2 separate regions of the Homo sapiens genome follow, and region 1 is linked to region 2. Evidence: read pairs that join two places in POLR2A ChIA-PET (ENCODE). Cell type or tissue: B cell. All regions are shown on one strand. Each heading gives the region's core, and the rest is flanking DNA. Links, peaks and the distances in the headings are about the cores only.

Evidence for each region. Peaks named below come from ENCODE experiments on the same cell type or tissue, not always from the same donor. Only the 100,000 strongest peaks of a DNase experiment are listed, where the experiment ranks them.
Region 1: POLR2A ChIA-PET joins it to region 2 with 7 read pairs; 1 of 35 experiments calls an interaction of 5 or more read pairs at or near these places.

The regions. Positions count from the first base shown.
Region 1 is chr9:36,905,938-36,913,217 of GRCh38, reverse strand. All of the region lies in intron 7 of PAX5 (paired box 5), which reads left to right. Among named protein-coding and RNA genes, the nearest start is that of MIR4476, 16 kb to the right of the region's middle. In B cell, for the core only: no CTCF peak of the experiment used is centred there; no DNase peak of the experiment used is centred there; H3K27ac peaks cover 1,660 bases.
Region 2 is chr9:37,395,725-37,403,004 of GRCh38, reverse strand. It overlaps LOC124902153 (a long non-coding RNA gene), which reads right to left. Exons shown (of 3, transcript XR_007061478.1): 3 at 6,593-7,280. Among named protein-coding and RNA genes, the nearest start is that of LINC01627, 4.6 kb to the right of the region's middle. RefSeq lists enhancers at 3,985-4,044, 6,979-7,273. In B cell, for the core only: no CTCF peak of the experiment used is centred there; a DNase peak (open chromatin) is centred at 4,024.

The DNA.
Region 1 (7,280 bases), core at 1,284-6,283, 490 kb after region 2:
TGGGCACTGCCCCTTTTTAGTAGCGGAAATACCCACAAAGACAGACAGAATGGCTGCCAAGTCCCTGAGTCCACCTGCTCTGATTTGCAGTATCCCTCAGGTTCAATGTTTGGAGTCTCAATACCCAAAACTTGGCAGCCAAAGAAAGTCCACCCTCTTCTGGCTTTTAATCTGAGCAACAGCCAAGGGCTGAGGGAAAGAGCACTGGAACAGGAGTCAGAGGAACAGGTTTCTGTCTGGACTTTGCACCTAACTGGTCCTGTCTTTGGACACATTGGTCATCCTCTTCTCTCCAAGCTCATTTCCCTATCTATGAAATAGGGGTGGTAATTCTGCCCCTGCCTCCCTTGGCTGTTTCAAGGATAAAATGAGCCAGTGGGAGGAGGGGGATTAAGAGCCACCGAAGGGGTGTCTGAGTGTATGTGGGCAGTTGTGGAGAAGGAGGCTTGGAGGAGTTTGGGATCCAGCTTTGGCGAGTCCCAGCCTTCCTCAGAGCAGACGTTCTGACCATACCTGGGTAGGGTGGGAGGATCCTGTGGTCCCACTACTCACTTCACAGCTGGGGAGGCTGAGGACAAGAGAGGGAAGTGACCTGCTCAAGGCCACATTTAGTGAGTGAGAGCTGGAGCCCCAGTTCTAGCTCCCCCAGGGCCCTGGCTTCCACAGCCTACTGCCATTATATGATGAAATGGACTAAAAAAATCCCAGTTCAAATTTCCTGAAGGCGTCTCTTTCAGTGTGCAGTTGAGAATGTCAGCAGGGAAGCCAGATTACCAGAGCTGGAAGCCCACTTCACCGTATTCTAGCTGGGTGATCTCAGGCAAGTTACTAATTTCTGGGCCCAAGTTTCCCATCTGTAAAATGGGCCAGCACTAGAGTTTTCTCACAGCTTCTGGCAAGGATTATATGAGCGGACCTTGCAGAGTGCTTAGCACAGTGCTTGGCAGGTGGTAAACACCCCATAAATGGTAGTTATTACTATGTGTCTGGGCTCTTGTCCAGAGTCCCTTATCTCTGCCCTGGGGGCATAAGACAAAGAGACATTTGCCCAGCGACAGCTCTCTACGTGGGGATGCTCTCCGAAGGGTCCTGATCCCGCAGAAATCCTCAGAAGGTGGTGGAGTCTTGGAGACCCCGTCAGGATGTCTGGCTGAAGGGCAGGGGTGGAGAGCTCTGAATTTTTTCCACTTGTTTAGAGTCCCAGTGTCTATCATTGGAAGCAGGGACATCCACTGTGTGTTTGGGGATTTTGGGGAAACAGTAAACACTGCATGGGGTTGCTTTCAGCCTGTGAACCCACGGACTCCAGACCTGGGGCGTCTCAAGGGCTGGGGAGCCCAGGCTGGTTTCGGCTGCGTGGTGGAGACCCTCTGCTGGGCTGAGTGGCTTTGGGGTTTTCCTCCTCAGGAAATATGTTCTGCCTCCTCTGTCACAATCCCCTCTGGCGGGGTGCCAGGCAGCTCTGAACAGCGATTTGTTCATTTTTCCATGGGGCATGCCTCCTTTGACCCATTTTTATGAGCCTTTTTGAGGCTCATGAGATGCAGTGAAATACCTCTTCTCTCAGAGTGAAATCATAATGAATAATGAAAGCAAAAATACAAGAACACCTTATGTATCCAGGCTGCCAAAAGGCGCTGTAAAAAATTACAACAAGAGCTACAGTGCAGGATGATACCCTGCAACTGAGTGTCGGCCACGGGGCCGTCCTCGGAATTCCATGGAAGATGCTGGGCTGGCTATCAGAGTTGTTCTGTGGGCCGGGCGTGTGGCTCATGCCTGTAATTCCAGCACTTCCGGAGGTCAAGGCGGGAGGACCACTTGAGCCCAGGAGTTCGAGACTAGCCTGGGCAACATAGGGAGACCCCCCCGATCTCAAAAAAAAAAAAAGTTGTTTTGTGCATTGGAAAGGAGATAATATCAGTAGTTACAGCTTATTGGGCTCTCGCTCTGTGCCAGGCCGGGAGTACCATGGTGCCCCTGGTGGACAGTCCCTGCCCTCACTGGGCTTACTTGTGGGGCAGAACCAGGCAATTTACAGTAAACACAGAATAAATTTGCAATGTAATTTTACCAGGGCATGTGCTCTGAAGAAAATAAGTGGGAGAGAAGAGAGAGACTCAGGGAGTGGTGCCCAGCTGGGGGGATCTCTGTAAAATGGTGGTGTTTGATCTGAGATCTAAATGTTGAGAAGCTTTGTGGGGAGCTCGGGGAAAGGCATTCTGGCAGAAATTACAGCTTCAGCCTTTTAAATGTACAAATGAATGAACGAATGAATGAATGACATGCATATCCTAAAGGATGAGGCAGGTTTCTCAGTTGTTTCTCTGCTGCCAGCCAGGCTCAGCCCATAAATCAGGCTTCGAGGGCTCTTGGAGTTAGAGGAAAGCATAGAGGTCCGGCGGCCTGACTCTTCACACAGCGCGGGGTCAGTTCCACATCAGGGCTTGGTCACCTCTGGTATTGGGGATTTCACTACCTCAAAGGCGAAGTCTCTTCCAGCGGTATTTACCCAAAGCTGTTCTCAGTTGAAGTGATTTCCTTTCCCACTGTCAGGCCAGAAGCTGAGGTATCTACAAAGTCCAGGCGGGCATCTATGCTTTGAACTCATAGACCAGGCACTGCCCAACACACCCCTTAGCCTGGCGTGTGCCCCCGAGGTCCAGCCCAAAGGTGCTTTGATTTGCATAGAGTTTTTTAAACTTAAAAAAAAATTAGTCCTAACATTTTAACAACCAGAGGAGATACACCCCAATGTCCATCCGTGGAGACCTTGTTATATACAGAATAGCTCATCCACACAATGGAGTGGGAAAGAACGAGGAAGCTCTTTATATCCTCATAGGGGATGTAAATAATGTATCTTTGAGATATATTATTTATGAAAAAAGCAAGGTAAAGAATAGTGTATACAGCATGCTGCCTTTGCGTAAAAAAGGGACAATGGGAATGCATATTTATGTTTGTGAGAATTAAAGAAACTCTGGAAGGGTACTCAGGACTTAACCATGTTTAGGCAGAGGGTGTGGGGAGAACACTTTTTACTGAGCGGTGTTTACATTTTGATTTTTTGAACCTTATCAACATATCGGCTATCAAAAAGTTAAATTTAAAAGTGCCTTAAAAATCAGGAGATTTAACATTAAGAGGGTGGATTGCTTGAGCTGAAGAGTTCAAGACCAGCCTGAGCAACATGGTGAAACCCCGTCTCTACAAAAATCTACAAAAATTAGCTGGATGTGGTGGTGCGTGCCCATAGTCCCAGCTGCTTGGGAGGCTGGGGCAGGAGGATCACCTGAGCCCAGGAGGTCAAGGCTGCAGTGAGCCATGATCGTGCCACTGCACTCCAGCCTGGGCAAAGGATCGAAACCCTATATCTAAAAAAAAAAAAAAAAAAAAAAAATTAAAATGTCTAGCTTCTCTTGGAAAAAAAGTAAGACTCGGCCACCTTGGGTCTACATTCCCAAGTGGCCACACTTGGGGAGAGTTGAGAAGTGGTTGCCCCCTGTAGCTAAAGCAGCAGGCTCCTGTTTACCCCACACCCCACCTGGCAGCTTCATCCACTTACCTTACCTGCTGGCCCCTGTGGGCATTGGGTTTTCAACCCTGTTCTAACCCAGTCACCCCATCCTTCCTGTGTCCTCTTACCTTCATTCCTGCCCAACAGAAACCCCTCTCTCAAGCCAGGAAGGGCAGCCCACAGGCTCTCCAGCCAGCCTTACCTGTCCCTGACTTCAGGCCTCTGCTCAAGCTATTCTACCTGCCTGGGATGGCTTTCCCCAGTATCAGCTCAGTGTGCAAACCACCCGCTGGGAAGGGCCTGGAATAGCGAGTGCAAAGTTCTCAAGAATGTGCAGCAACACAGCGTTTCATCCCAGTGCAATGACATCCGCTCTCTCCAGACTCAATGTTGTGGGCCCTTTGCAGTAGCAGTGGCTGCAGAGTGAAAACTCCATATCCAAATTGGACTCTCCCCAGAGATGCAGGGCTATTTGCATTCCAGAACGATTTGGGGGTGAATTCTATTGAAATTTGAAGTATTTGCTTTTTCACTGGTAAATAGACTCACAATTATAGATTCTTGGATTCCTAGAAACCTAGAATTTTGGAATCTTAGTGTTTGGAAGGCTACTCAGAGGTTCAGAGGTGCCAGAGGTCCGATCATTTTAAAGCCGAAATGAAACTCAAGCATCTTCGTAATTAAAATGCACGTAGAAGAAAAATATGATTTGCTTTCAGGTTAGCACAATGTTCCCAAGAAATATTTGTTGAATAAAATGAATTAATATTTGTGTAAAGTGTAGCATCAATTAAAAAAATAATTTCAGTGGAAAGTACTCCAGTTGTTTCTGACCTTATATTTATAGGATAAAAAATAAATGAAGCTGGACAGCCCTTCTGCTAATGGTCTCATAGATTTTTATACCTGTGAGTGGCTTGGGAGCCGACCCTTCCAAAGAGCCTTCAAGCAGGTCTCTGGGCCTCCAGCATCCAGCCCACCCTGCTGTGATCCATCTTCCTAAAATAGCGATTTCATTAGCTTGTTCTTGTGGTCAGAGATCCCCACTGCCTTGTCATTGTCTGGAGGAGAAAAAGTGCAAAGGATAGCACCTGGGCAATTTGCAGAGCTTCTGCCATTCATCACCCATTCACTCATCTCTCCATTAAAACTGAACTCCTCCTTCATGTCAGACATCAGCCTAGTCTAAGTCCTGAGGGTTTTAGAATTCCTGCCCTCAGCCAACTCACAGTCTGATGGGGGAGGCAAACATGGATACATGTATGCAGCAAAGCAAAACAAAACAAAAATGAAAAAGAAAGAGAAATATTGTGGGAGAAGCCAAGTGCTTTTGACAGCATGAAGGAAGGGACAGTTGCTTCTCTCTGTGGGGTCTGGGGAAGGTTTTATGGGGAAGCAACATCTAAGCTGCTCCAGGGAAGCCATCCACTCTTGGCTTCTCTTTGGTTTAATCTCTCACCATTCTCTTAAAAAAAAAAAAGTCTTCTTTTTTTTTTTTTGAAACAGGGTCTTACCCTGTGGCCCAGGCTGGAGTGCAGCGGTGTGATCATGGCTCACTGTACCCTTGTCCTCCCAGCCTCAAGGGATCCTCCCACCTCAGCCTTTCAAGTAGCTGGGACTACAGGTGCACGCCACTATGCTGGCTAATTTTTGTATTTTTTGTAGAGACAGCGTTTTGCCATGTTGCCCAAGCTGGTCTCAAACTCCTGGGCTCGAGCAATCCTCCCACCTTGACCTCCCAAAGTGAATAATTCCTTTTTAATTGCAAAGTAATACATGTTCACTGTAAAATAAATTCAAATGGCACAGAAGTATGTACAGCAATCTGTCCCCACGTCTCCTCAGTCTATTCCTAATCCATTCTGTAGATGTCATCAGAGTTGGCGATTTGGTATGTGTTCTTCCAGAACCTTTGCTGTGCATAAAGAAACATGTCAGGATGTACACATACAGTTTATTTCCTATAAATGGGTTCAAACTCTCTGCATTGTTGTTTAATTTTTTTAAGGTTATTCATGTTTTAAGGACACCCTAGCTGTCGGTAAGTAAAGAGCTTCCACCCTGTCTGATGAACTGGACGAACCAGCATGGACTTTTTCCCTAGCAGTGTGGCTGAACAGCCCCGATCCTCAGGGCTAGGGGGCGAATCTCTCTCAGTATTTGATACACGGGGCTTCAGACAGAGGTGAACAGGCCCAAGAAGGGCAGAGGACAGGGCACCTTGGCATCCACAGGAGGCCCAGGGCTGTTGGCATAGAGACAGCTGACTTGGAGCCTGGCTATGGCCTCCCCCATGCTATGCGGGGAGGGAGGCTGCCAGGAGGACAAGGGGAAGCCACGGGGAGGAAGCTTTAGTTTAGTGAGAAGAAGCACTTCTGAGCAGTTTGAACTCTCTGAAAGCTGAATAGGCTGCCTCAGGAGATAATAACAATGATAGCTAATGTTTAATAATAAGCATTTGTTATGTACTTTGGTTCATTTAATCTTCTACTCTTTAAAACACAGGCACTATTTTGGTCCCAAGTAATAGTTAAAGAAACCTGTGAGTTCACACAGCTTGTAACTGGAGGTATGGTTTTCTCCTAACTCCTCTACGGTCCTGCTTCCCTTGGTACCAAGCCCCTCAAGCAGAGCCCTTTTCCGCTCACTGTAGCACAGAGAGGCTGGCGCCCACTGGGGTCTGGGAAACTGATCAAACGTGCAGTCCTGTGTGCAGATGCTGGATCAGACTGCCTGGCTTTGAATCCCAGCTCTGCCACTTATGAATTGGTGACCTCGGTTTCTCAACATGTGTGTATGTATGTGTGCACACCTCAGTCTCCTCATCTATAAAATGGGGATAGAACTCACTATGTAGATGAAGTGAGTGGATAACTTGCAAAGCACTAAAAGCCCTGCCTGGGCTTCTTACATGCGGCTTTGAAAATCTGGAGCTCGGGAAAACAACCTGAGTCAGGGAGTCAGACTTAGGGGTCCCCAGCAGAGGGGCTGGTGGGAGAGCTTGCGGGGGGATCTGTCCAGCGTGGAGCAGGCCTGACGGCTGCCTGTCTTGGATGTTCCATTGACCTCCTGCAGTTTCCAGTTGCGGCTGTAACAAATTACCCCAATCCCAGGGGCTAAAACAATGCAAATGTATTATTGTAAAGTTCTGGAGGTCAGAAGTCCTAAAATCAAAGAGTGGTGGGCTGTGTTCCTTCTGGAAGCCCTGGGGTAAAATTCGTTTCCTTGCCTTTTCCAGCTTCTAGAGGACACACAAATTCCTTGGCTCATGGCCCCTTCCTCCATCTTCAAAGCCAGCAGAGTAGCATCTTCTCTCCTCCTTGGCCTCTGCTTCTGCTGCCACATCTTCTGTCTGTGACTCTGACCCCCTTGCCCCTGTTTCTAAAATCTCTTGTGGTTACATTGGGCTCACCTGGGTGATCCACACGCTCTCCACATCGCAAATACCTCAATTTAATCACATCTGCAAAGTCCCTTTTGCCATGTAAGGTCACATAGTCACAGGTTCTGGGAATTAGGATGTAGACATCCTGGGGTGGGGGGTGGATTATTCTTCTGTCTACCACATCTCCAGGGCCAAATATAAAAGCCTCCTTGAGCACCGTGTGTCCTGTAGTTCCCCTGGATGACCCATCATCTGTGAGGGCACTGGGCACCTCTTTTGCTCCGTTTCTGCCTGTTCTTTCTCCACTCTCTCTGTGAGCACTGGCTGGTTCTCACTCTGTCTCCTCCATCTGCCCCAGTGTTGAGATAATTTGTG
Region 2 (7,280 bases), core at 936-5,935:
CCACCTCTGTCACCAGGGGTAACCCAAACCTGAACTGCGTGTTTATCCATAAATGATAAGTGGTATTGCTTTGCATGGTTTTAAACTTTCAGTAGCGGTTTCTGTCTTTTATTCATTCATAAACTCACAAACATATACATATTGAGAACCTACTGTATGTGAGGCACCAACCTAAGCCCTGGGAACATCCGTAAACAACAGAGAGGATTACTGCTCTCATGGGACACACATTCTGGTGGGGTGAGCCAAACCATAAACAAAAGGTATGAAACTGAGATACATTATTAATATGTTACAACGTGAGAAGTACAGAGGGAAAAAATAAGGGAAGCTGGAGAGGCAGGGGTGGTGGAATATTGCAATTTTAAGTAGGATTGCAATTTTTTCCCCTTTCTTCTTTTTTGAGATGGGGTCTTGCTCTGTCCCGCAGGCTAGAGCGCAGTGGTGCAATCATAGCTTGCTGCAGCCTCAAATTCCTCAGGCTCAAGCAAACCTCCCATCTCAGCCTCCTGAGTGGCCAGGACTACAGGTGCACACCACCAAGCCTAGTTAATTTTTTTTTTTTTTTGAGACGGAGTCTCGCTCTGTTGCCCAGGCTGGGGTGCAGTGGTGTAATCTCCACTCACTGCAAGCTCCGACTCCCGGGTTCACGCCAGTCTCCTGCCTCAGCCTCCCGAGTAGCTGGGACTATAGGCGCCTGCCACCACGCCCAGCTAATTTTTTTGTTTTTTTTTTTTTTTTGGTAGAGATGGGGTTTCACCATTTTATCCAGGATGGTCTCGATCTCCTGACCTTGTGATCCTCCCGCCTTGGCCTCCCAAAGTGCTGGGATTACAGGCGTAAGCCACCGCGCCCGGCCAATTTTTTTTTTTTTTTTTTTTTTTTTAAGTAGAGACAAGGTCTTGTGATGTTGCTCAGGCTGGTCTTGAACTCCTGAGCTCAAGTGATCCTCTTGCCTCAGCCTTCCAAAGTGCTGGGATTACAGGTGTGAGCCACCATGGCTGGCTGTGTATGTCTTGTGTATGTCATGGCATCCTTATATGTCTTGTGTATTTACTCAATATTGTATATGTTTTGTATAACTGTGCCATCTTTATTCATTCCCCTGTCAATAAGTATTTATTATATCTTTCTCTTGTATTTGTCCTTATAAACAACGTTGCCATAGCATTCTTGTAAATGTCTTTTTTTTTTTTTTTTTTAAGTCAGTGTCTTGTTCTGTCACCCAGGCTGGAATACAGCAGCATGATCATAGTTACTGTAACTTCAAACTCTTGGGCTCATGTTATCCTTCCACCTCAGCCTCCTGAGTGCCAAGACTACAGGTGCATGCCTCTATGCCTGGCTCATTTTTAATTTTTTTTTGTAAAAACAGTGTCTTGTTATGTTGCCCAGGCTGGTCTCAAACTTCTTACCTCAAGTGATCGTTCTGCCTTGGCCTCCCAAAGCACTGGGATTACAGGCATCAATATCTTTTTGTGCATGCACGGGAGAGATGTTCTAGGGCATGTATCCTAATATAGAATTGTCGAGTCCAAAGTATCTTCAACCTAGCTTAGCTAGATGGTATCAATGGCTTCTGCAAAAATAAATAAAATAAAATAAAATAAAATAAAAAATGAGCCACGCATAGCGGCACACACCTGCTGGGTCAATAGGCATAAGTGTTTTCAAAAAAAAAATTAAAAAATTAGCCAGGACTGGTGGCACACACCTGTAGTCCTAGCTACCTGGGGGGCTGAGGTGGGAGAATCACTTGAGCCTAGGGGTTTGAGGCTGCAATGAGCTGGGATCACACCACTGCACTCTAGCCTGGGCGACGGAGTGAGACTCTGTCCTAAAAAAAAAGAAAGAAGAAAGTAATTTTAAAAATATTTTGTTTTCAAAAACCCAGAATTGAAGAACACAAGTATCTGGCATGAAGAAAATATCCTACAAGTTTGCAGAGAAAAAGTGGATTTCATACAAAGGATCATGGATCCGAATGGCACTGGATTCTTTAACAGCGTCAGTGGGAACCGGAACATGATGGAGGAATATGTTCAAAATTCTGAAAGAAAGAGTTTGTAGTTAAATTAGTGACGAAAATTAGTAAACCAAGCCAATGGTAAAAACGAGACAATTGGGCCGGGTAGAGTGGCTCGCACCTGTAATTCCAGCACTCTGGGAGGCTGAGGCTGTGGATCATCTGAGGTCAGGAGTTTGAGACCAGTGTGGCCAACATGGCAAAACCCCATCTCTACTGAAAGTACAAAAATTAGCTGGGCTTGGTGGCGCGTGCCTGTAGTCCCAGCTACTCAGGAGGCTGAGATAGGAGAATCACTTGAACTTGGGAGGTGGAGGCTTCAGTGAGCCAAGACTGTGCCATTAAACTCCCGTCTGGGGGACAGAGAGAGATTCTGTCTCAAAAAAAAAAAAAAAAAAAAGCAAGACAATTATTAACTCTGAAAATCTTGAAAACAGATTTGCAGTCAGAATAAAGCAAATAACGAATATTGATCTGATCAGAATGACAAATAACTATATTGGGAGGCTGTGGGGGGTGGGAATACATGTATTAATATGCGTTTTGTTCCAGGGTGGGGGGTATTGTGAGTGAGTGATTGATGAGAGCCAAATTCTCCCCTTCCATAATGAAAAATCACTATATAATGTATAAACCTGAAAAATCAAGAAGTAGCAATATAAGCATGGTATTTAGAGAAAATACACTAAATACTTAAAGGATTGAAATAGTATCTCTGAGGCTGTGTATGGTGGCTCATGCTTGCAATCCCAACAGTTTGGGAGGCCAAGGCAGGAGGACTGCTTGAGCCTAGGAGTTCAAGACCAGCTTGGGCAACACAGGGAGACCCCTGTCTAGGATAAATGATAAAAGTTAGCTGGGCATGGTGGCACATGCCTGTGGTTCCCACTACTCAGGAGGCTGAGAAGGGAAAATCACTTGTACCCTGGAGGTCGAAGCTACAGTGAGCCGAGATCATGCCACTGCACTCCAGCCTGGGAGACAGAGTGAGACCCTGTCTCAAAAAAGAAAAAAAAAAAAAAAGTATCTCTGGGACTGAAAAAGCAGAGCAGGGCCATGACTGGGGGAGTGGCTTCAGGGAATTGCTGATTTTTGTAACAAATCTTGTAGAATTTTTTGACCTTTGAAATCATGTGCATGTATAACTTGATACAAATTAAAGTTAAATTTAAAAGCTCCCCTGAGATTAGCAGCCTTGAACATATGTCTTTCACATCTCTTCATTTGTTTCCTTAGGATAAATTCCAGAGGTGGGACTGCTGGGTCAACAGGCATAAGTGTTTTCAAGACCGTATCACCCACAGTGGTAAACAGGGCACCCATCTTTCCCTTTCCAGAGGGTTAATAGCCTTTACTTGCCAGTCTTTGCAAACACCATTATCAATTTTCACATCTCTGCCAATCTGATGGTAAAACGTGGTATTACATGGTAGTTTTAATTTGTGCTTCTTTGACTACTAAATAGTTTTACATAGTTAACATATTTAACCATTTTTAGTTCTTCTTTTATTAATTTCCTGTTACTGTTATTTGTCCATTTTCTTCACCTTTTTCACTCTTGATTTGTAAGGGCTCTTTAAATAGCAAGCCTGCTCATTCTCTATCACACATTGCAAATATTTCCCCCACAGTGGGCCCTTCTCCTTTCAATGTTCTTTTTTGATATAAGGGATTTTTTTGTTTTTATATAGTTAGTCTATCACTTATGTTTTTGGCCTTGGGGTTATGCCCGGAAAGCCCTGGCTCATCCGTGGGCCTTTTACAAGCGCAGCATCTCCTACAGCTTCACCTACTATTCCTATCGAGTATTTCATCAACTCCAAGTTTTTCACATTTTTAATCTCTGAAACTGGGATGGTGCTCAGGTAGTAGTCACTGCCTGCTGCAAATCAGGATGTGCAGAAAACATCAGTGATTTGTCAACAAAAGTCCCAGAGACGACAGTGGGGTATTCTGCAAGAAATGCTGCAACGTCACCTGTTTCTTTTTCCTGCTGGGCACGGAAGGAGGTAACATTTCTCAGCCTCCCTTGCAGTTAGGAGTGGCCGCGTGACCAGGTTCTAGCCACTGGACTGTGGGTGGAGGTGATACAGGTGCCTTGCCCGGTTGGCCCATAAAACCTCCCACAAGATCCTCTACTGTCTTTCTTCCTGTTTGCCGTCAGAGGAGCTGGCAGTGGCTCTGGGGGATGGCACAAGCAGTGGAGGTCCCTGAATGGCCACATGGGAGGCAGCTGGCTAACCAGGGATTCTCACTGCTCTTTGTGTAAACAAGTAATTTACTTCCATTGTGTTCAGCCATTGAGGTTTGGAGTTATGTTCCTCACAGCAGCTAGCATTGCTGATACCTAACTGACACCCTTGTCTTCATTCTGACTCTAATCCAAACTCCTCTAGACGGGGTTTAGTGTTTTATCATTAGTATGATGTTGATTCTTGATTTTAGATAGATACACTTTATCTTGTGCTCTTTTAAAAATCAAGTCTTAGTATTGGAGTTATGCAAAGTGTGTAAAATTAATTGGAAAATTTTTAACTTTTTTCTAAGCTCTGGGAAAGGTTGCATAGCACAGAAATTAACTGTTGGGTGAAACTGACAAAATTCATCCTAAGAACTGTGTGTGTCCTTTTGTAAGAGCACTGCTTTAACAAGCTTTACTTTTTTTAAGACAGAGTCTTGCTCTGTCGCCCAAGCTGGAGTGCAGTGGTACCATCTCAGCTCACAGCAACCTCCACCCCCTTGGTTCAAGCAATTCTCATGCCTCAGCCTCTTGAGTAGCTGGGACTACAGGTACTCACCACCATGCCTGGCTAATTTATTTATTTATTTATTTATTTATTTATTTATTTATTTATTTATTTATTTAGTAGAGATGGGGTTTCACTATGTTGGCCAGGATGGTCTTGAACTCCTGACCTCAAGTGATCAGCCCGCCTTGGCCTCCCAAATTCCTGGGATTACAGGCATGAGCCACCATGCCCGGCCTACTTTCTTTTTCTTTTCAAACTAACTTTTGTTATAGACTAAATTGTGTTTCCCCAAAATTCATAGGTTGAAGCCCTAAACCCCAATGTGACTGTATATGGAAACAAGGTCTTTAAGGAGGTAATTAAGGTAAAATGAGGTCACAAGGGTGGGACCCTCACGCAATATGACTGATGTCCTTAAAAGAAGAAAGACACCAGGGACACGTGTGCACAGGGCAAAGGCCGTGGGAAGACATAGCAAGAAGGTGGCTGTCGGCAGGCCAAGGAGAGAGGCCTCAGAAGAACTAAGCCTGCCAGCATCTTGAACTTGGACTTCCAGACTCCAGAACTGTGAGAAAATAAATTTCTATTGTTTAAGCCACCCAGTCCAGTCTGTGGTATTTTGTTATGGTAGCCCTAGCAGGACAACTTTTATTTTATTCATTTTTCATTAAAAAAAGAAAATAGAAAAAGCCATCCATAATTCTACTACTCAGGAATAACCATTGGTCAAATTGTGGTAAATATCCTTGCAAATACCCACTGACATTTACATATTTACTCATGTAAGTGGGAGCCATTCTCTATATATACCAACTTGCAACCTGCTTTTTACAAAATTTAATTAATTATTATTATTATTTTTTAGAGACAAGGTCTTATTCTGTCACCCAGGCTGGAGTGCAGTAGTGCGATCACGGCTCACTGCAGCATAAGACTTCTGGGCTAAGTGATCCTCCTGCCTCAGTCTCCAGAGTAGCTGGGACTATAGACATGTGCCATTATACCTGGCTAATTTTTAAATATTTTGTAGATATCAAGTCTTGCTATGTTGCCCAGGCTGGTCTTGAACTCCTGGCCTCAAGTGATCCTCCCACCTTGGCCTCTCAAAGTGCTGGGATTACAGGTGTGTGCTACCACACCTGGCTACGCAATCTGCTTTTTTTTTTTTTGGAGACAGTCTAGCTCTGTCACCTAGGCTGGAGTGCGGTGGCACGATTTTGGCTCACTGCAACTTCCACCTCCCGGAATCAAGCGATTCTCCTGCCTCAGCCTCCCAAGTAGCTGGGATTACAGGCATGCACCCCGATGCCCAGCTAATTTTTTTGTATCTTTAGTAGAGACAGGGTTTCACCATGTTGGCCAGGCTGGTCTTGAACTCCTGACCTCGTGATCCACCTGCCTTGGCCTCCCAAAGTGCCGGGATTACAGGCGTGAGCCACCGTGCCCAGCCACAATCGGCTTTTTATACTTAATATCATAAATATTTCCCATGTGGCCAGGTGCAGTGGCTCACGCCTGTAATCCCAGCACTTTGGGAGACCAAGGCAGGTGGATTACCTGAGGTCGGGAATTTGCGACCAGCCTGGCCAACATGGTGAAATCCCGTCTCTACTAAAAATACAAAAAATTAGCAGTGAGCGGTGGCGAGTGCCTGTAATCCCAGCTATTTGGGAGGCTGAGGCAGGAGAATCTCTTGAACCCAGGAGGCAGAGGTTGCAGTGAACCGAGATCGTGTCATTGCACTCCAGCCTGGGCAACAAGAGCAAAATTTCATCTCAAAAAAAAAAAAAAAAAAATGAAGGTTAAGATGTAGATTTTTTGTTATGTGTATTTTACCACAATTAGAAAAAAATGCTCTGAGGTTTTGTAGTTACCGGGCTGGGGCACCACCTAGAGAACGGTGCCCACTGGGCATGGAGGGCATAGAGCCCTGACTCCAGAATTCCTGGTGTGCCCCCAGCTGCCCTAAGGGGTCCTGGCCCATGCCTTCTCTTTGGGCCTCACCTGTCAAATGCTAAGCAGATCCATGGAATGGAAGATGTCCACGCTTCCTCCTGGCCCTGATGAGCTAAGATGAGAATTAGAACAAAAGCGTGTGCTTTTAAAAAAGTAGATAGAGAATTAAAAATACAATCAAAAATCACACTCACTATTCCAAGATTAAAAACATTCTTTAGAAACTGGGCTTATTAGATGACATACTTCCTGCATTGTGTGGGAGGGGAGGGGGCCGGGTCACCGGCGCTCTCCATAGGGGGCAAGCAGGTGAAATGATTATGAAATATGTCAAGAAAATGGTCCTTTTTTCTCGCCAGGAGATAAGGAAAGGTAATTTGGTCTGTCAGTCGCGCACACAGAAGACGTCATGGTCAACTGCATTAATACTGAATACTTTGTCCAGAGTCACAGAGCTCAAAGAAATTACAGAATCTTTCTCCTGTGAATTCTGGCACTACTCTCAGCAGGCCTTTTCCCACCTGAATTCACAAGAGAGATTAATAATA